Regions from separate parts of the Mus musculus genome. Here region 1 is linked to region 2. The links are chromatin loops, found by intact Hi-C in ENCODE. Cell type or tissue: left cerebral cortex. All regions are shown on one strand. Each heading gives the region's core, and the rest is flanking DNA. Links, peaks and the distances in the headings are about the cores only.

What was found. A loop is a pair of places that touch in the nucleus more often than their neighbours do. Peaks named below come from ENCODE experiments on the same cell type or tissue, not always from the same donor. Only the 100,000 strongest peaks of a DNase experiment are listed, where the experiment ranks them.
Region 1: a loop joins it to region 2, with 6 times the contacts of the local background. A loop is called at or near these places in 2 of 42 quality-filtered maps.

What each region holds. Positions count from the first base shown.
Region 1 is chr11:109,468,646-109,479,048 of GRCm38, reverse strand. It overlaps Slc16a6 (solute carrier family 16 (monocarboxylic acid transporters), member 6), which reads left to right and starts at 5,451. Exons shown (of 6, transcript NM_001029842.2): 1 at 5,451-5,801. The coding sequence starts at 5,557. It overlaps Arsg (arylsulfatase G), which reads right to left and starts at 5,675. Exons shown (of 14, transcript NM_028710.3): 1 at 5,628-5,675. In left cerebral cortex, for the core only: a CTCF peak has its summit at 4,802; DNase peaks (open chromatin) are centred at 6,534, 6,706, 7,600, 8,683 and 3 more places; H3K4me3 peaks cover 3,242 bases; H3K27ac peaks cover 2,213 bases.
Region 2 is chr11:109,356,009-109,366,411 of GRCm38, reverse strand. It overlaps Gna13 (guanine nucleotide binding protein, alpha 13), which reads right to left and starts at 3,618. Exons shown (of 4, transcript NM_010303.3): 1 at 3,156-3,618; 2 at 650-876. The coding sequence starts at 3,438. Gm11696 (predicted gene 11696) reads left to right here and starts at 2,758. Exons shown (of 2, transcript NR_038097.1): 1 at 2,758-3,306; 2 at 9,419-10,403. In left cerebral cortex, for the core only: a CTCF peak has its summit at 4,607; DNase peaks (open chromatin) are centred at 4,427, 5,728, 6,936, 7,658 and 4 more places; H3K4me3 peaks cover 3,649 bases; H3K27ac peaks cover 6,278 bases.

The sequences.
Region 1 (10,403 bases), core at 1,489-9,488, 110 kb before region 2:
ATATACACATGTTAAGCCAGAAGCTCATGAGGCTGAGTTGCCAGCACCCACCCCCCTCCCCCGCACACACACTGCCTTGCCTAGCTACACACACAAACACATACACACTGACACATACACACTGACACACACACAGAGACACACACACATACACACTGATACACACACACCACTCACACTCCAAAGAAAAAGAGAAAAAGCCTACTTTCAGTAAGACATTATTTCCTATCATCTGAACTAGATAATAAATAATTCAGAGGGGTCAGAAAGATGGCTCAGCGGTTAAGAGCACTGGCTGCTCTTGCAGAGGACTATGGCTCAATTCCCAGCACCCATATGGTAGCTCACAACTGTCCCTAGCACTAGTTCCAGGGGATCTGACACCCTCACACAGACACACATGCAGGTAAAACATCAATACACATAACATCAAAATAAATAAATTATTTTTAAAATATAAATAAATAATTCAGAGACGAGAGCACACCCCAGGCATGGTTTCTGTGGGAGACAATAGCATTCATCTCTCCCAAGCCCACCTAACGCTGGAGCGCTCCACAGATCACAGCAGAGTTCTAACCACGCAGAGCCTCTCCTGGCCTCTTCTCCATAGGACGGTCCTAGAATCATAGGATAACTATACTTCTTAGCCACGAGGAAGCAAGCAGCTGTCTTGCTCCTAAAGAGTTAAAGAAAAAACAAAAACAAAATAGAGTAAGACTGTTTTCCTGGGGACCCACGAGTGTCTGTTTAGACAAGACAGAGGAAGCCAGGGACTCTCTTGAGCACGGCAGGTTGAATCACCTCACCAACTGTCTGGGGGGTGGGGGGTGGGGCAGCTAGACGTCACTGGAGCAAAGGTCAGTGTTTCTAATACGCAGCTTTCCGACATCTCAGATTAGTTTTCATGACCCAGAGCCACATTATAAAGCTGAATGCCACATGGGGTTCATTCCTAGATGCAACGTGATTAACACTTTGCTCCGACGATTTGGGTTCGTGTTTTAGGATGTTTGCAACAGGCCCAAGGCTATGTTCCCTTTCGTGTGGCTGGGTGTTTTCCTTTATTTTAAGCGATGAGGGGATGACACATTACAGGAGCCATAAGCGAGGAAGACCGAGGAGGCTGGGAGAGAAAAGCAGTGGTGTTGAAATCCAAGTTGCTCCAGAGTTAATGAGACACAGCCATGGGCAAATGATCAATAGGCCACTGGATGATAACCGGGTGTGAGGGAATGAACACCCCCACTGCTCTGAGTGACCTCACTGTCCCCAAATACAGCATGCTCTCACCCATTCCTGCCTTCCTGTCATTCCGTGCAGCTCTCCTTTGGCACACACACACACACACACACACACACCAAACTTCCCACGATCCTCCCTGCTGGTTCTCCATACCACAGAGCTCCACTCTACTCAACTCCCCAGGAGCCCCAGAGTGTGACACTTTCTGGAAGGAAGCTCCCTGGGAAACCAGCACAGCAGCAAGCCCTTATAAACTTTCACTCCTTGAGCCTGGGACACCGTGGGGAATACTGTCCTGTCCTTGTCCGTTACAACTAACCGAGCAGAAAAGGAGACACTCGGAAAAGACGCTTGTGTCTCTCCATCTGACTATCGGGGACTTTTGAAACAATGGATACCCCCACCCCTACCACCCCCATCCCTGCAAACTAGGAGATGCCTCTCCCCCCAGAACCTCATGTTGGGTAAAGGAAAAGGCATCACCCAGAAGGGGGAGTCAGAGCTTGACTCCCAGATGTAACAACTTGTCAGACCACCTTACAGTGTGGGGCTGAAGTTCAGACAATGCTGAGCAATGGTGGGCAGGATCACACCTTAACAGGAGTTCCTTACACGTCTCTGGACCGTTATTCTCACTTCAGGGCCCTGCAGATGGACCTAAGTCAGGATAGGGGCTCACTAGAACTCTTTATTCCAATTTCCAATGTGACTCTATTGAATAAATCACCCTTTCTCCTGTTTCTCTTTATTCAGCTGTTTTAATTGCCTTAAGGGCAGGTGGCTGTTCTTGGCTTTTGTGGGGTACAGACTGTGACCCCCAAGTTCTGTGACACCATCACTAGCTGTTCCTCTCCAAATACCTAAGTCCCTCAGAGCAGTTTCTCCTCTCTCCTTTCTACCGACTGACTATCAAGTGGGAGTCAAGACCACAAGATAAACGCACAGCCCCTCTGCCTGGATACTTCAGTTAACAGACGTGAGCTTCTCTGTCAACTAGAGAAACGGATATTAGCGTTTTAAAAGCAAGAACTAACTATAATAGGATCTAGGCCACTCGAGCAGAACAGAAACCCTTAGGTAGGTGTCTAGTAGGTGCAATGGAAAAAGGGGAGGTGGAACCCTGAGGGGCTGAGGCCTTCCCTAATAGCCTCTCAGATACTCTCTTCTTCTGAGGCTATCCTGAAGACCCAGCAGCCCAAAGCAGGCTTGCAGGACCCTCCTTCTGAGCTCCAGGGGAGCCTTCTTTCAGACTGCTTCCCAAGATGAAGTTCTCACAGGCTGGTAAAAGCCACGAGCTTATTTGCAAGCCAGGGTCATATCTGCCTAGCAACCCAACCCAAAGACTATAAGTGTGGACAGGGAACAGGCAGGCCAACTTTGCACAAAGGAATCTATTCTCATGCAAATGACCCTAAGGGCTAGAAAAGAAAGACAGAGAGAGAGAGAGAGAGAGAGAGAGAGAGAGAGAGAGCGCCTGGGGCAGCTCTGAAGAAGCTGTTTCCCCACACCCCCAAGAAGATGCTGAGGGACTCTCACAACAAACTTAGTGCCTTGTCTGCTGCAGAGGAAGAGGGGACTCTGCCTGCGCCACACAGAGATTCCCACTGACCTACAGAAGAGGACAACCGTACAGCCCGGCCCTTAGCTTAATTTCCTGATTTTTCTGGTCCTGTACTCCAGACTGCAAAGGTCTCTTTGTTCTTATTTAGGACTAAACAAAGTTAGTTCTGTCTGGGGGCTTTGATTAGCATGGTAATGCAGTACTGAGGAAGGGAGAAAAACAGGGGCTTTCATCTTTTCCCTGGATCACTAGGCTTCAAGGGAAAAAGGTGAGGCCCGGCTCTGACCAGCAAAAGTCATCAGCCTGTGGCCAGCAAGGCTGGATTCCAGCCACCTCTCCTTATCCAGACACCAGGGGTCCAAGTCAATCTGCCTCATCTCTACAAGGGGAATCATTGTACCACACCAGGACAAGCCAAACCTGATGGAGCGGACCTATAATTCCAGCACTTAGGTGAATTCCGAGGATCGGGAATTTAAGGTCATCCTCATCAGATTTTATCTCAAAAACCCAAATAAGTCAGGCATAGTGGTCCATGCCTTTGGCAGGTCTGAATTTGAGAGCTGCCTGGTGGCTATCCTGGAACACAGAGAAACCCTATCTGGAAAAACAAAACAAAACCAACACATCAAATCACATGGGTGCTACTTAATTCAGTATCGGAACCAACACAGATGTAAAACAATGAGTTATAATAAAATAGCAATAATACACTTTTTTTTTTTTCAAGACAGTCTTTCTCTGTGTAGCCCTTGCTGTCCTGGAACTCACTTTGTAGACCAGGCTGTCCTTGAACTCAGAAATCCGCCTGCCTCTGCCTCCAAGTGCTGGGATCAAAGGCGTGCACCACCACTGTCCCCGTGAAGTAATACATTATTAATAATTAATTCTACCTGGCTGCTGTTACTGCCCTCCACAGCCTGGTTTTATCCAGTCATTCATTCATTGATGTCTAGGACTTTGGGCACTATCTAAGTTTTAAACTCAGAGGTTGAGAAAACTCAAGAGGTAGGCATCACGGCACATGCCAGCGTTTTCAGTGCTTGGGAGGCACAGTCAGAAAGATTGCAAGCCCAAGATCAGCTGAGCTCCATCTTTAAAACGTGTCTTAAAATCGTGCCATTTCCAGCCAGGCAGAGCGTATTGTGCCTGTAGTCACAGCTACAGTGCAGGATGAGGCTGGTGGACGGGTTGAAGCTAGGCGGTGCAGACCAGTTACAGACAGACCTTGGTTAAGAAAAAGAAGCCTGCGACAGGCGGTGGTGGTGCACGCCTTTAATCCCAGCACTCGGGAGGCAGAGGCCAGCCTGGTTTCAAAGCTGTCTTGAAAAAACCAAAAGAAAAAGAAAAAAGAACCCTGCGATCCCATCACTTTGGAGGCCGAGACAGGAGGATCTTCAGTTTTAGGTTAGTCTTGGCTTGGCTAGTGAGATCGTGTTTTTTAAAAACAAACAAACCAGGATTTGGGGGGGGGGGGGTCAAATATAAGTTTGAAGCCAGCGTGGACTACACCTGTCTGGGATGGGGTAAAGGTTTAATTATTCCCACAAATTTGCCAGTTATTATTCAGTGGTAGCCTGGCTGGACTACAGTGACCAGAGTAACACACTCTGCACCAATACACCTGCCTCCTCACTTAGCCACACCAGAGCCTATTGACAGCACTGGGTGACTGCATTCCCAAATCCTGGGGGAAATGACAGAGCAAGGAAAGGTTTTTATTAAAATTTTGAACCGGTGCTCCTCCCGGTGGGTGGCGACCCTTCAGGCACACTCCCAAAGTAGGTTCTCTGCAGTTTCTAACATCAGAAAGACAATCTCTGAGCCACAATCAACCGACGTGGGTTGCCTAAGTCTGAGGGGGGAAGGGGGGGGAATGCAGAGGAACAGGGCTTTTGCTGTGAGGCAGTACCCAGTTTTTCTCCAGAGGTGTGAGATGGAGTCCAGGAAACCAACTTTGCGCCCCCTCTGGCTCTGAACAGTCCCTAATCCTCAGACACGCGCTGTCCTCAGGAATAACTCGGGCTTCTCCGGAAGCATCCATTTAGTTCATAGTGACCTTTGGGATCAGGGGGCTTGGAGGTTTGGGGGTCTCGATCCCCCCAGAAGCCTCCTGGGGGGGGGGGGGGTTAAGGCTGCCGTGCACCTGTGCTCACGCCGCCTCCCGCCTAGGCGGGTGCGCGCGCACGGAGAAGCGGAGATGCTGACTCAGCCAGGCTTCTCCCATCTCTTTCGCGCAGCGCGGATGCTGGCGGCTGGTGGCTGCTGCGGCTGCAAACAAGGCAGCACGGGGAGGGGAGGCGGGGGAACACGACAGTGCACCGGCAGCAACCCAGCCGCGGGCTCCTTAGGGCCCATTGCGGCACTTCCCCCCGCATGCCCGGAAGGGGAACTGGCGGGGCGCGCGAGTTGACGAAATTTGGGGGGGAAGTGGTCTCTAGAGGAGGAACTCGGGATCCCGCGCGTGCTCCGCTCACACCCAAACTGGAAGGAACCTGTTCAGTCCGGGACCAGGGACGCGCGGGACCAGCCCAAACGCGCGCCTCCCCTGCCCTCCCAACCCCCCCTCCCCAGCCTCCTCACTGGCTCCCCAAATCCTCAGGGCGCGGGCGGACCCGGGAGCTGCGCTCGGAGAGGGGGTGCAGGGGCGCACTCGGTCGCCCCGGGCTCGATCGCGCTCCCGCTCGCACTGCAGCTAAGTGCCGGGGTCCGATCGGGCCGGGATCACACGGGCACGCGCGGATGAGGGGATGAGGGCGTCGGGCCAAGGACCCCAGAGGCGTCGGCGGGGATGGGCGACCCGCGATGACAGCGCGGTTACCTTCCGTGACCCCCAGCCCCGGCAGCCGGCAGGCGGGGCGCGTGCCTTGCGCGGCCCCGATCCACGTGGGCCCGCGCGCGCGCACCAGGCCGGCCCCCTCCTTGCAGGCGCTCGGCGCTCCCAGCACATGGTCGGCGGCGCGCCCCCGAGGCCGGCGGAGACCGGCTGCAGCCGGTATAGGATAAGAGATAGGCAGAGAGAAGCGGGGCCGGGGCGCGGGCGGCGGCACGCACGGCCCGGGAGGAGGCGACAGGGTTGGGGGGCGGGGGGAGGGTGTGGCTCGGGTGGCCGAGGCTGGCGTGGGTTGGGGGCCAGGGTACTCCAGGCTCCCCGCCCGGAGCCAACTTGATAGAGACTCTGGCCCACGCCCTAAGGGGTTAAACCTTTTTCTCATGTTACGGAGCGGTTTATAAGAAGGCTCCGGAGGCCCAGCCTCCGCCTTATTGGGTGCCTTTTGGGGTTTATTCTCTTCCCTTCTAACTTGGTGAGTTGGTTTTATTATTTTACACGCTTAAAAGTTTGATTGTGGGGTATGGGTGTTTGTTTGTTTGTTTTTTAATATGTGTTGGGGCCTTTTTTTTTTTTTTAAGGGCGGGGAGGAGGAAAGCTTTTAACATTTTAAAGAGGTTAATCCGAAAAATATTCTGACAGTTGGGAGTGTTCGGAGCCACTGGGATGACGCGCTCGGGCAGTTGTGGGCAACTGAGAGTTGAATGTCCATGACCCTAAGTATAGATGGGTTCCAGGAAATACCTTAAAGGGTGCCCTGGCCTTTGATCGTCCCCAACCCGGGGTGAAAGGAGCCAGGCTGTGAGGCGAGTCCGGCGACCGTCTCAGACCCTCTCTGGATTTTCCTCATGAAGTTGCCGGCGCGTCAGCAGAGCGAAATGTCAGAGAGGTACCTTCCTTCCCCGGGCTCGCGCGCGCACCCAAGGCGGCCACTGAGGCAGCACGAGGGAAAAGTGGAACTTCGGGTCTCCATCCCTGTTACCCCCCTCCCCAGGGCGGTCCCGGAGAGAGACAGATTTCCCTTCGGAGCGTGGGTCCCACACCTTGCCGGGCTGCACTGTCACCCGCTTGCTGCCTGCTGGTCGGTCCCGCACAACTTCCAAGGTCCGCCGGGCTACCAGCGGCAGCAAAGTGTCGTGCAGCTGAACGGCTCCAGGCGTGGGGGGAGAATGATTTTAAAGAGGAAATAGGTTAATTTCCTTCTGGGTTGTTCTCAATCCCTGCACCGCAGCAGACAAGTGATAGAAGTTTGTTAGATGGCGTGTAAAAATGTCATCGAACAACAGGGTAGGGGGGAAGATCGTAGGAATTGAGGAACCCATTACAACTCCTTAACCTGGAAGCTGGTGGTTTGTACAGCTAGGCACTGTGCTGGCTGCTTTTGACGGGAAGGGGATTTCTACCTTAGGATTGAGATTTCAGCCTCTGGTGATCTGACTGGTTTTTTTTGTTTGTTTGTTTGTTTGTTTGTTTTGTTTTGTTTTTTTTACAAACCATTCTGATGAGTGTCTAGCTACAAGAAAGTGCCAGTTCCTATACTAAGGTCTTCCCGTGTGCCAAGCACTGTTAGGTGGCTCGGGGGTTGGGGAGAATACAGTGGTGAAACACCTTTCCTGGTAATTAAGGGACCAGCGGCACCCGGCACCGTCAAAGATAGAAACTGACAGTATGTAAATAAACAATGCAGTCAAGTGGAAAACTGGTCTTAATGAGTACCACTGGCCCTGAGTTTTCCTTCTGCGGTTTCCAGAAACAGGACTTTTCCTCAGTGGAACTCCAGAGGAAGACACTTAAATTAGGGGCTTGGGTTTCAACTCGATGGTCTTGCAAACCGGGTGAATAGCTTGTAGCCAGTGATTCATTCAAACGTGGCTGAGGCCGTTTAGCAGGTTAGAGTTGGGGAAGTTTTGTTTTTTATAGAGAGAATTCAAACGAACTTCCCACACACACATGCAGACTGGTCCAGACAACTGAGGCTAGAGACAACTTGTCAGAAGCTGTATACTCCGGTCTACATCTTGAAGGAGCTTCGAAGTGCCTCTGTTCTGCTGACACCAGCAGCCGCCAGCTCATTGCCTTCTAAGCTTGTCTTTTGAACTTCGCCCAGAACTGACCCTAGACTAACCCCAGAGACTGTATGATAATCCAGTATCTTTATGTCTTTTTGCCAAATCCTTACAACAAATTAAATCACAGTGAATGTCCCAGGTAATTATAAATCTCCAAGTCCTGTAGGACACCCATTTAAGGCCTGCTTCCTTCACCCTCTCAGGGAAACAGGCTTATTATCCTGTAGCCCAAACTGGCTTGAGACTTACTGCGTAAAGAAGCCTGCTTCAACACATAGCCCACTTCCTGTCTTGGCTTCCTGAGTGTAGCTGTCTATAGGTCTATAAGCAAAGAACTTCACTCCAGTTTGTTTTGTTTTATATTCTCTCCTTTTTCTTTTTTGACAGAGACATAAGGGTAACCAAAAGCTACTAGGAAATACACTAAACTGTCCAGCCTTTTTTTTTTCCATCAGAAGGACATTGGGGGGTCTTGGGTGAAAAGCCAGCAGGCGCTTACTCAGAATAACAGAACTATCTAATGGGGAAAAACCTAGAAATCGCCTTCACAGATGCAATTTAGCCATCAGGAGATTTCTGCTAGTCCGGAACCACTGCCCAAAGGGTTTCCAGAAGATAAACCCACACTGGGCTAATCTGTAGGTGGTAACTCAGAGTCAGTCGGGGTCAAAGGCCATCCCTTGGGATTGCCTCTTCTTAGGGGACAAGCTTTGGACTCAGAACCTAGTTAGATTCAGAATCTACGTGTTGGGAACACTGAACATCAAGAAGAGAAGCCGTGGCCGGAGACCAATCAGGTTGTTTAACCAGCTCTGCCATTTAAAGCCCCACAAGGTGTTTCCCATCAGATACAAAACCAAACGGACTGGTAGTTTTCGCAGTCTGTAATTTGTGGAGGCCTTTGAGTCGTCAAGTTGAAAGGTTGGGCCTCGGTTGCTTTGTGCACAGTGTGCACAGTGTGACGGTTCGTAGAGCCCAGTGGCCTGTTGGTTAAATGGCAGGAGGAAGAGCTAAGCAAACTGCTTATTCTGCAGCCAGACACTTCCTCGTTTTAAAAGGCATGAGCTGTGTGTTGTTTTGGGGGCACCCCCAAGTCTCTTATTTTGTTTAGTAAACTTTGAAGAGGACTAGTTTTGTTTCTGTTGCTTGTTAGTGTTTATTTCCTTTGATTGTTTTTGTATTTTGTTTTTGGTGTTTTGTTTTTTGAGGTGGAGGAGAAGGTAGACAGGACTGTAGTCCAGGCTGGACTTTAGCTTTGCTTGCTTTCTCTCTCTCTCTTTCTCTCTCTCTCTCTCTCTCTCTCTCTCTCTCTCTCTCTCTCTCTCTCTCTCTCTCTCTCTCTCTCTCTTAGACAAAGTCTAGATGTGTAACCAAAACCTAGCAATCCTCCTGCCTCGGTCCTCTGAGTTGACCACAATGCCCGGATTGTTCAGTAAACTTTGAGCAAGCGTCTGTGATACACAAAATGCTATGCAGGCACTGAGTCTGGGAAGAGTATCTGATTGCCCTGTAGGTAGCCCGCCTCATACAGTCTTTTCCACTCAGGGAGGAGGGTTGAAATAGGGTCTCATGCAGCCCAAACTGGCTCAAACTTGCTTATAGCCATGGGTGGCCTTGAATGAATTTCTGATCCTTATGCCTACAGGCATGTTGGGTAGCACGCTACCATGCCCAAGCTCTTACGCGCGATCTTAGCTATAACATGCCAATATTATCTTCCAGGAAGGCTTGTACTCTGTTATTGTGCCATACTGTGGTCTTATCTCAAAGCCACCCATGGTAGGATGAAGGATGTTCCAGGCTTGTAACTGGAATAAATGTTAGAGTTGGCTTGGCGAGGCCATCTTCCCTTTATGATGATCCCAATAAGAAGGTAGAAAGGTTTGTTTCCCTTCATCCTCTGTTGGTTGGGCGTGGCTGGCTAGTGCCTTTAATCCCAGACAAGAGGGTTGCTGCAGATTTGTATGTATCATGAATGTAGTGAAAGCTGTATTTGGTTGTAGCCAGAACAGAGAGGCGCAGACATAAAGCATAAGTGAGCAAACTATCGCCCAAAAGGGGCTCAGGAAATAAATAGGAGCAGTTCAGTGTCTTCTGCCCAAATCTAACGTCCAGCTGCGTCACACCCACCCCCTCAAGACCCTTCCAGAGCTAGCACTTTGCCTCTTAGCCCGGTTTCCTTGGGCCACCCACTAGGTTCAGCCTGCAGTCATATCAGCTGATGAATAGAGTTAAATGCTAAAGTCAAAACTATCATCTGTTAAAGCTGGAGGATGCCTTCGAGATTCTCCAGTCTCCGCTAGCTAAGTGCCTTTAATCCCAGCACCTGGGAGGTTGAGGCAGGCCAGGCAGATGGCTACAAGTTCAAGGCCAGCCTGGTCTACGTTTACATCAAGTTCCAGGATGGCCAGGTCTCCATAGAAAGATGGCGTCTCAATAAAGAACAACAAAGATTCCCCAGTCCCTTCTAAAGAGGAGTGCCAGCTCAGAGATGGGAAGTGACTACCTCAAGTCACAGAGTTGTGTGGCTGAACAGTCCCTCTGTCCAAGGTCAAGAGTAGTTCGGGGATGGGAGGCAACTGGGCAGGTAAAACCCACCTGATGAAAGGAGGGAACCAAGTCCCACAGGTTGGTCTCTAACAGACACGTGAGCATTGTGGCATGAATGCATTCCACTTGCCCTGAGACAGAAATGTAA
Region 2 (10,403 bases), core at 1,109-9,108:
TCTACAGAGCAAGAAAAAAAAATATCCTAGTCTCTCTATAGCAAACTCATCAGTGCCACTGAATAAGTGACTCAAAGGCTAGCTAACAGATACATATGAACAACCACACTCCTGCACCGGACTTCCATTCTAAAGAGACAAAGGACATCACTGAGGAAGAACATGGCTGCTATTGTAAGAAAAACAATTTTTTAAAGAGAACAAAATCAGAATGACTAGGGAAAGTCATTACGACCTTGCTTTCTAACCAGTAAGTCAGTTCTATTACATCTATAGAGTTGACCTTATTTTTTAACCTTGCTTAGTAAAAGGCACACACAGCAAACCAAGTATCCAAGGCTACAGTTTTGAATTGGTTACACTGTGGGAGTCTGTAAGAGTGCGCTAAAACAGACATTGCTAAATGTCATTAAATAAAAGCACACTTCAGGGCTAGGGTGGCTCAGCAGGTAAACACTTGCCACCAAGCCTGAGGACCTGAGTTTAACACCCAGAACCGATATGCTAGTGGGGAACCCACTCCCACAAGTGTCCTCTGATGTCTGCACATGTGCTGGCATGTGCACGTACCCACACGCACACAGAAGTAAAAACGCAAATCATAAAAATATATACACAAAAACACATTTTGGAGAAGCGGATGTCTTACCAGCTGGAATTCCCGGCGCCGATCGTAGGCATTCTGTATACCACTGTCCTCCCATAAGGCTCTGATAGCAGGAAGATACTGCAGGAACACTCGAGTCTCCACCATCCCCTGGGCAGCCATGGGGGCGCGGGTATCAAATGCCATCAACTTGTCTCCATGGAGCTGGTTTTTGTTATCTCCCCAGGGAATATGAAGCTTCTCTCGGGCATCTACCAGCACCCTCATACCTTTGTTTAAAAAGAGAAAAACCGTGTGAGGAAGAGTCATGAAGATACCATCAGAGGCTTTGGCCCCAGGGTTACTCAGTATTGGTTCCTTAATTTTTAGCTATTACAGAAGCCCCACTTCCAAAATGGGAGACCAGAATCAAAACAAAACCTTTATCTTCTCAGAGGTTTGAGAAACAAGTGTTCACTGTCTCAAAACCAGAAGCCTTGAAAAGTTAATATTAATAACAAAAACCACTTTGGGGAGGATTCTAATATGCTACGATTCATAAAAATCCTTTCTGGTGTAGACGGCAGTCAAAACCGGAGACAGAAAAAATAAATAGTGCTGCCTAGGCTGGTGCCAGGCTAAAGACGGCCCGGCCCGAGCTAAGGACAGCTGACTGTGCTGTGTGCAGTCCGGGTCCTCCAGGTTCCTACCAACACTGTCTTCTAGGACGCACTTAACCTCAAGGCTTCCTCAGACCAAGTTTCTCTTTTAATCAGTGCAGTCACACACTGGCTTTAGTCACCTAAAAGGAAAACCAACTGCACAAAGACCCAAGACCGCCCATGAGGCTTCCACTTACACAGGTCAGCTCAAACTCCTGTCTCTAAAACTGTTACTTCTGTCATCATCGGGAAGTCATTTCTTTGGATACAAGAAAAAATTGTTATGCTTTCACTTTTCTGACCATGCCAACAAAAGAAAATAAGATGCCTCCCTAGACTTCAACCTGATCACACAATCATGTTCAAAGGGACTCTTAGGCCCAGTGTGTGTAGAAAAGCAGGTGATTTGCCTCGCTCACAAGTGACTACTTGAGTCTGTTCATTCTTTAAGTTCATCTGTATCAGGATACAAAGGTACCTTCAATTAAGGGCTGGCAAGGTACAGTTTACAGTCTTCCAGGAGACTTTAATTAGTTCTGTGCTGAGCATTAAGGCAGACTGAACACAGCCATCCTTTTCAGCTTTACTGCAAAGGTACAAGGGTAAGGGCAAGACATGGACTGTGAGCTCCTGGCCTCGCCCTCTCCCCTCTCTGCCTGGCAAAGCATCTTCTCTAGTCTTTCCCTACTTGAAACACTGAAGGGGGTGGGGGGAACGGACCCATGAGGGAGTTTGCTTATGTTCTTCTTGAACAACAAAAAATATGCTTAAAAAAAAGTCACACAACTCCTTGAAAAGACCTACAAAATTAAAGTTTGCTTCCAAGCCCTAGATTTAATAGGGTGACTCCTTAACCACTCAGAAATCTGTTTTCTGATGTGCTGCTGTGCCTCAACTCTGCCAACTTCTCTTAGGTAGAAAATACCTGACACTAAAGAAAAAAAAATTAAAAAAAACAAGATGATTCTTTTAAATGATAAAAATAAAAGCCACCTCTGCAACTTATTTGAACACTAAGGAATAAAAATATTGGGTGGTTTTCACTTAAGGAACAGTATTTAAAATACTGTTCAACAGGATTTGTGAAGCCCACCATGCAGTCCAGCACATGTATTTAAACATAAATTCATGAAAGCATTAGAAATGATATGAAATGATACTGTTTTTTTCTCCTGTCTCGAGTTATTAAGAAAAAAAAAAGTGTGCAACATGTTGAACTGTGATTACAAACATCCTGTAGCAATGAGCCGATAAAACCACTCGCGCTAATTTTTTTTAATAGACTTTCCTGATGCCAGTTCAGTAAACGTGAGTTTCATACTCTTGCCCCAAAAGGCTCTAGAGGCTGTCACTCTATGCCCTTGACAAGAGTCTCAGGGTAAAAAAAAAAAAAAAAAAAAAAAAAAAGTTTCCTCATTACAACCGTTCCAGAACTTGCTTAAGTCAAGAGGTGGCCTAGGAAGCCCAAAGCTGGAAGGGTAACATACCCGGTTACTAGGGTCACCCACCAGGGACGGGCAGAAAGGAAAGAAGGATAGGAAGGGATAGGGAGTGTAGGACCTGGGGCTACTGATGGGTGGTCTTGCCCGGAGTGCAGGGAGGACACAAGTTGCCCCGCTGCCCCGAGTCACCCTACTCGCCGCACTTCCCTCTTGGAGGGGGCGAGGCCAGCCGCGGAGTGCTGGGCCGACCGTGACCCTCACCGGGGTAGCACGGGGGGGACAGCGGGGCGTCCCGGATCGAAGGGACCAGGGCAACAGGGCGCACAGAACGGTGCCCAAGGCGCGCCCACCCGCTCGCCCGTCCGATCTGATCCCGTTCGGTCTCCTCCGACTGGGGACCCGGCGGATGAGGGCGGTGCCCGGCCCGGCTCCCCAGGGGTCCCCGAGCCCCGCCGCGCCCCGCACCTTTGATCACGTTGCTGTAGATGGTGGGGCGGAACTCCTCGCGCGCGCGCTGGTCGAAGTCCTGGCCGTGGATGATCCGCATCTGCTTCAGGAAGGTGGACTTGCCGCTCTCGCCCGCGCCCAGCAGCAGGATCTTCACCAGCCGCTTCACGTAGGTCTTCTCCCGCGACAGGCATTTGTCGATCTCCTTGGACTTGCGCTGCTGCTCGGCCTCGCCGTTCGTCAGCACGCAGCCCGGGAAGCACACGGACAGCACGGAGCGCGACGGCAGGAAGTCCGCCATCTTGCCGCCGCCGCCGCCTCGGCGGGCCCCTGCGGCTCCTCCACCTCCTCCTCCGGCAGCGGGCGGCTCCGGCAAGGCGGCTGGAGGGCGGGGAGCGCAGCGGCGGCCCGAGCGCGCCCGGGGAGGGAGGGAACCCGAGGACTGACTCGCCAGGGCGGGCCGCGCCGGCCGGGGGAGGGTGGGAGGGAGGGAGGGAGGGAGGGAGGGCGGGCCCGGGGAGGGGCGGCGGCCCTCTGGGCGTGCGCGTGCCCGCTGCCTTTCGGGTACGCGCACGCAGGCACGCCGAGCGGAGGAGGGAGCGGCAGCGGCGGGAGTCACGCGCTCCTGTGCAGCCGGGAGCGCGCTCGGAGAGCGGCGGAGCCCGGGTCACGTGGGCCAGGCTGGGCGCGCGCGCCTGCGGATCCAGAGTTTCTGTTTCCCTTTAGTGCCACCGCTTCCCGGAGCCCCGAGGCGAGTAAGCAAAGCCCATCCTGACCCCTTTCCGCTGGGGCATCTTTCTCACTACAGATCCCACTGCCCTTTCCCATAGTTACTCGCCCGCCGCTTGCTGTCACCTTCACGCGACCTATTTTGAGACCATTGGCTGGGACATCCCCGCACCCGACCAGTGCAAGCCTTCCTTCGTTACAGTTTGCCTTGTTTTGTTTTGTTTTGTTTTAACTCTTGAGACAAGATCCCTGCGGCCCAAGTTGGCTTAAATTTGTGACAATCGTCTTGCTTCAGCCTCCCTGTCCGTTTCTGGTATTACCGGCAGGCAAGAGCTTTCCTTCAAGATCGTGCGTTTAATTAGCAGCGACCCTTCCCCGCCCCCTTGTCATCCTAACCATCCCGAATCTGGAAGGATAAGTAGATGTCAGATGTCGTTATTGATCAACACCTCACCCTAGCAGCTCAGGGCACTATTGATAACCTGCCCTGGTTTGAGGGGAAGTTGGAGTTGATGTTCTCGTGAGATGTGCCAGGAAGGTCGCTGGCGGCTGGCTCACTCATTAGATTCCCATCCGAGCTGCACTTGTGACTTGGGTAATGCCTTCTGAGGTCAGTGAATGGTGGAGAGGGTGAGGTCATGTTGAAAATCCCCCTAAACCGGACACTCTGATGCACGTTCTTCCCAAGGAAGCAGATAAGCGCTCAGCCTAGGACTGCAGCAGGCACATTTTGGGTTTCCTGCCGGATTACAGAGGATATGACAGACAAGAAACTTTTTTTTTTCTGTCATACCAGCAGATCAGGCCAGAACACCTGAAAAAGAGACTCCTGGGGAACACGTGACTAGTGACAGCTGAATGACTGTAGCAAGGACCTCAGAAGCCAACTTCTTCATTCTTGTCAGTTTCAAAGTTGATGCCTGTCTGGTTTTGCTCCTGGGACCTGACTCGTGTGCAACTTGGGAACTTCCTGTGTGTTAGGGAGTTGGGGTAAAGAGGTCAACACCGTGACATGCACAAGTTTAAAATTTTAAAAACCAGCACTATAAGTCAGTCCATCAGTTACTGTCCATTTGGGCCAATGACTGGGTAGCTCACGACTCACTCACTACACTGGCTGCAGTAAACAATACATGTAGTAGAATTGTCTCCTGTTACATCCACTGAGACCGCGAGCGGACCTGAGCCCACAGAGTAGGCTGTGTGCAAAGTAGGCTGAGCTCGCATCCAGCATCTGTGGATTGCTAAAGTCAGGACTGATTTGTGACCAAAGTCTGTCATAGATGGTTGATCTCTGTATATACCTTGATCACTGTTAGGGATACCCTGTTCTAGGGCCGTGAAAAGGCCAGCTTCTACCCAGGACAGGTAGACACCAAGGCCCTGAATTACCTCCATGTTCTAGTCCGAATTCATTAGCAGAAACAGAGGAGGGAAATGCGTACGTTAGATTAAGCATCTTCGTTTTCCTGAGGTGTACACAACAGAGTGGAAAAGCAAGGATGCCTAGGAGGCAGGAAGGGATTCCTGCCTGGCCAGTTCTTGTCGGGACATGTAACACAGCAGGGAGGCTGTTCAAAGTCCTGAGTGGAACCTCGCCTTGGAACAAATTTGGCTCGGGTTGAGCCTGGCTGCCCTAATCAGGGTTTCTGAAAAGAAACGTTTAAAGCCCGGGCTGGGGTTTGGCTGCTTTGTGTAACTGGTGATCAAGACACTTTGTAAATCATAAGCATAAAAGTGAGTCCGTTTAGTGGTTCTTCAAAAGCTAAACATAGAACTACCACGTGACCAGGCAGGTCCACTCCGAGGTGTGTACCCTCAGAAAACCCAGCACGCTGCTCAGGCAAAAACGTGGACACCCATGGTCCTGGCAGCGCTGTTAAGAACAACAACAAAATAAATGAATACCACTTAAGACGACCCAAATGCCCATTGGCAAATGAATGGCTAAACAAAATGTGATTCATCCAAGCAACAGATCGTGCAGTCATAAAAAAGAGTAAAAGTGCCGAAAGAAGGGGCTGAGGAGGTGGCTCCGTGATTTATGTGCCTGCTGTTCAAGCAGGAGGGCTGTAGCCCGGATCTCCCGGAGCCCACAAAAATGCCAGGTGGGCTGGGTGGCTTGGAAGACAGAGACAGGATTCCCAGAGCTGGCTGACTAGCTAGATTACCTCAAGCAGCCAGTTCTGGGTCCAAGTGAGAGATTCTGTCTCAACGGATAATGTGCACTCACAAGTCCACACATGTGCCCCTCCCTACAGGTGCGCACATACGCCACACATACACTGATACATGTTACAAGAATCAGCTTGGAAAATATCACCCTCAGTGTGGGAGGCACTCATGGTATGGTTTGGATTCTGTGAAATGTCCAGACTAAGTAAACCCACAGAAACAGAAAGAAGTAGTTGCCAGGGCTTGAGAAGCAGGGGCGAATGGGGAGTACTTAATGAATTGTTTTGAGTATTTGGAAAACAGATAGTGGCGGTGGTGACAGACCACTGTGACTGTACCAAGTGCTGAGCTGCGTATGTGGAAATGGCCAAACCATATGTAAAGTGGATCTCAGCATGGAAGGAAGAAAAGGTGAATTAAGGAAGAGCTTTGTTACATAAATGATACTTGACATCAGCTGACGCTGGAGTTCTGGAAGTATTGCAGTCTGTAACATTAATGAAAGAAAGGGCCGCTATGTAGCATCTAATGAATGAGAATGCTACAGTGTGCAACCTGTCCCGAATGGCAGCGCCACTGTGTTTAAACTGTGGTGGTGGAAGTGATTTGCAGCAGAAGGGGCTGCCTTCCCTTACACTGTCATGGCACTGGCGATATTTCAGTCACCGTGTTTTTCATAGAGGGGAAAAATAAAACAGCCCAACTTCTAAGGGAAGGCAGAGTCTATCGGTTAGAATTGAGCCTGCTAGATGCTGTTTCTAGCAGATCCAAATGTTCATTCTTAGGAAAGGTCGCTATCCTGACCAGCCAGTTAATCCATATGCAAAATAGTGGTTTGGGCCTGCCCTGCCCCCGAGCTGGGTTACAATGATAGGACTTTTGAGCAGTTGCTTCGTTCTTTCTGGAAGGTCAAAGTTTATTGGCAAGACGCAGGAAGGAGCCCTTCCCTGTCTGTTATCACCCTCGAAATCGATTCACAATCCTTCAGGAGCTGAAAGACTTCTGTCTTGTAGTCATGGTTTATGTTAAATTTTTGAAAAACAGTATTACTTAGCTTATTTACCCGTCTCTGTGCCAAGTAACTTTGGCCTGTTGACAAAAATCAGGATTATCCACAAAGGACAAAAATGTGTCACCCTCAGACATATTCAAAAGAATGTACCAGAGGCTCCAGCAGCAGTTCCAAAGAGGCGTTAGAAAGAAAAAAAACGTCTTTCTTTTGAGCGATGGTGAATATAATTTAAATAAAGGCTTTGCTTGCCAAGGTGACTATTTACAGGTCAGGATGGGCCAACACCCATTTAGATGTGTTTATTTAAGAGTCAGTCACATCAGTTGGTAGTTAAACCTTGAGTTAATTTTCTAATGGGGACAATGGCACATGTAGCATTTAGCTTGTGACACTCTGCTATCTCAACGTCAGTGTTAAATAGATGGATTCTAATTCTTTCTTATAGATAGAGTAGGCCTGAATGCTCTTCTGTATCCCTTTCTGTTCCAGGAAAGGAAAGGGACAGGGAATTCCTGAGCACGCCCCCTCCCTCCCCATGATACAGGCCTCACAGTGTGTGATGTTTAAAATGCCTGCAAGCACTCTGACCTACTTTATCTCATTCACTACTCACAATAGCCCAACTAGGAACACTAGGCTCTAGCCCCGTGCTCTTTGGAAGCTGCCAGGAGGGAAAGCTTAAATGACTCCCTTAAAGTTTTGCTTACTGTGGCCTGCTGCAGAGCCTGCCAGGACTGCAAGCACACTGTTTTGACTGGAGGGGAGAGGGAGGGCGTGAGACAGGGTTCCTTGTAGCACAAGCTGATCTTGAGCCTTGTTGTTGTTTTCATTAATTGGCTGAAACGTTTTAAATTGATTTTATGAGTGTCTTGCCTGCATGCTGCATGTATGCCCGGTGCCTGAGGAGGTCAGAGGAAGCCATTGGATCCTCTGGAACTGAAGTTATAAGTGGTTGTGAACCAGCATGTGGTGCTAGGAACGGAACCTGGATCCTTTACAGGAGCAACAAGTAAATGCTGAACCATCTCTAAAGCCTTTCCCCCACTTTGTGTGTGTGTGTGTGTGTGTGTGTGTGTATGTGTGTATGTGTGTATGTGTGTATGTGTGTGTGGTGTGTGTGGTGTGTATGTGTGTGTGGTGTGTATGTGTGTATGTGTGTGTGTGGTGTGTATGTATTGTGTATGTGTGTATGTGTGTGTGTTGTGTATATGTGTGCTTATGTGTTGTGTGTGTGGTGTATATGTGTGTGTGGTGTGTATTTGTTGTGTGTGTGTGTATGTGTGTGTTTCTTTTTGAGACAGGCTTTCCAGGCTCTCATGTTTGCTAGCCCAGGCTGGTCTTGAACTTCATATGAAGCTGAAAATGATTTTGAATTTCTTTCAGTGTGTCTGTGTGTCTGTGAGTGTGTGTGTTACATGCACACACGTATACAGGGGTGCACAACTGTGTTTGTGCATGTAAAGACCAGAGGGGGGGCTTTGGGGTCTCTTGATTCTCCATCTTATTTCCTTGCTCCATTGTGACAGGGTCCCTCACTGAGCCTGGAGCTAAGCTAGCAGCCAGCAAAACTCAAATTACCCCCCCCCCAACACACACACACACACACACACTGAGTTCACACTCAGATCCTCATGCTTGTACAACCCTGAGCCTCTGCCCTTGAACTCTTTATCCCCAGACAGTGGGATTTCAGGCAGGCAGGCAGGCACAAGCCACGGTGCATAGGTGCTACTTTGACTGGTAGCACAGTTGCTCTCTCTGGTGCTACTTTGACTGGTAGCACAGTTGCTCTCTCTGGTGCTCTCAAAGAAGCCCAAGGCTCAGAATCCCTGGGTGTGTAAAGCCTAAGCCTGAGACAAGAAATGAACTGTATTTAGCGTTAAGGGACTGTAGTGTTCTGTAGTTTTGTTTGTGGGTTGGTCTGTCTGTTTTTCCAGCCCCTTCCAGGCTGGCTGCCATCTTGAAGTTCTCCAGCTGTTAGACTGATTCTAGTGAAATGTCCCTACATTGGGCTCAGGCTCTGGTTTGTAAAATGTTCCAGGTGGCTGATGGAGGCAAAAAGAGCGAGAGCGAGCTAGAGAGAGAGAGAGAGAGAGAGAGAGAGAGCAAGAGAGAGGAGCAGAGCTTATGGCTCTATTTACCTGGGATGTAAACCCCATATGTTATGCGCTTAGCGTGAGTTAGCTCTAAAAAGGCACCGTTTCTGTTTCTGTAATGCAGTCTGATGTGGCCCTTCCCAGAATAAGCTGCTCATATGGAAAGATTCAGATGAAACTAGACATGTGGAAATGAACGGTGGGTGGTTTTGTTTGTTGTTGTTAATAACGGAAAACATGACTTTAATTCTTGGTTGTATTTTTCTCAGCCTCCAAAAAAACCATCCCTGAGCTGCCGGTGACCAGCTGAAACCTCAGCTTATCCTCAGTCGGAGGTTCAGAGACACGCATCCGTGACCCCAGACACACCTCGCTCGGAAACGTCAGACCCACTCCAGCTGCTGGTTTATACAGCACTACACAAAGCCCTGCCCGCTCACACACACTCCTTGATGTGCATGCAGAGGCCAGAGCAGGATGTTAAGACAGGCTCTCTCATTGAAGCAGAAGTTCCCCATCTCAGGTAGCCTGGCTGGCCAGTGAGATCTGGATGTCAACCTTTCTTTGTCCCCCCCACCCCCCCATGGGTACATCAGCGAGGCCCAGCTTCTTTTGTACAGACGCTGTACATACATTCGAGTGCAGCGCAAGCATTCTTACTCAGTGAGCCATCTCCCTAACTGTCCCAGACTTTCCCCCCATCTTGAAATAAGGTCTCACTATGAAGCCCAGGGTAGCCTCATACTCGAAATCACCCCACCTCAGCCACCCTGAGTGCTGGGATTATGGGTGTACGTCACCATGCCTGCCTCCCTTGTCACTTTGAAAGATGACAGGTACTTGTTTCTTACCAGAAACAGAAATTGTTTAAATACAAGTTGTTCTTCCCCAGGGAAATTCAAATCTGCTCCCAGTCGGATGGCAGAGGGTTTTCCAGTGGAACACTGGGTTAGCAGGCTTGGACCTGCCACTTTCGGCAACCAGTCTCCCGTGGCTGGCTAGCAGGCTCAGTTTTCAGGTATTGTCACATGTCACGGCCCGCCAAGCTGGCCTTTGCCTCACTGAGAAAATGCCGGATGGAGTACGTCAGCTATGTTTGCCTCACAGCCATAAAGACCCATCCAGGGGCTCTGAGAAATGGCCCACATGGCTGGTGTCTGTCTGTGACAAGGCTCCCTCCCCGAGCAAATCATATCATCAGCTCATCCTGACTCCACGGTCAGCTGCTAAGGAAAAAACGGTGAGGAAGGAAGG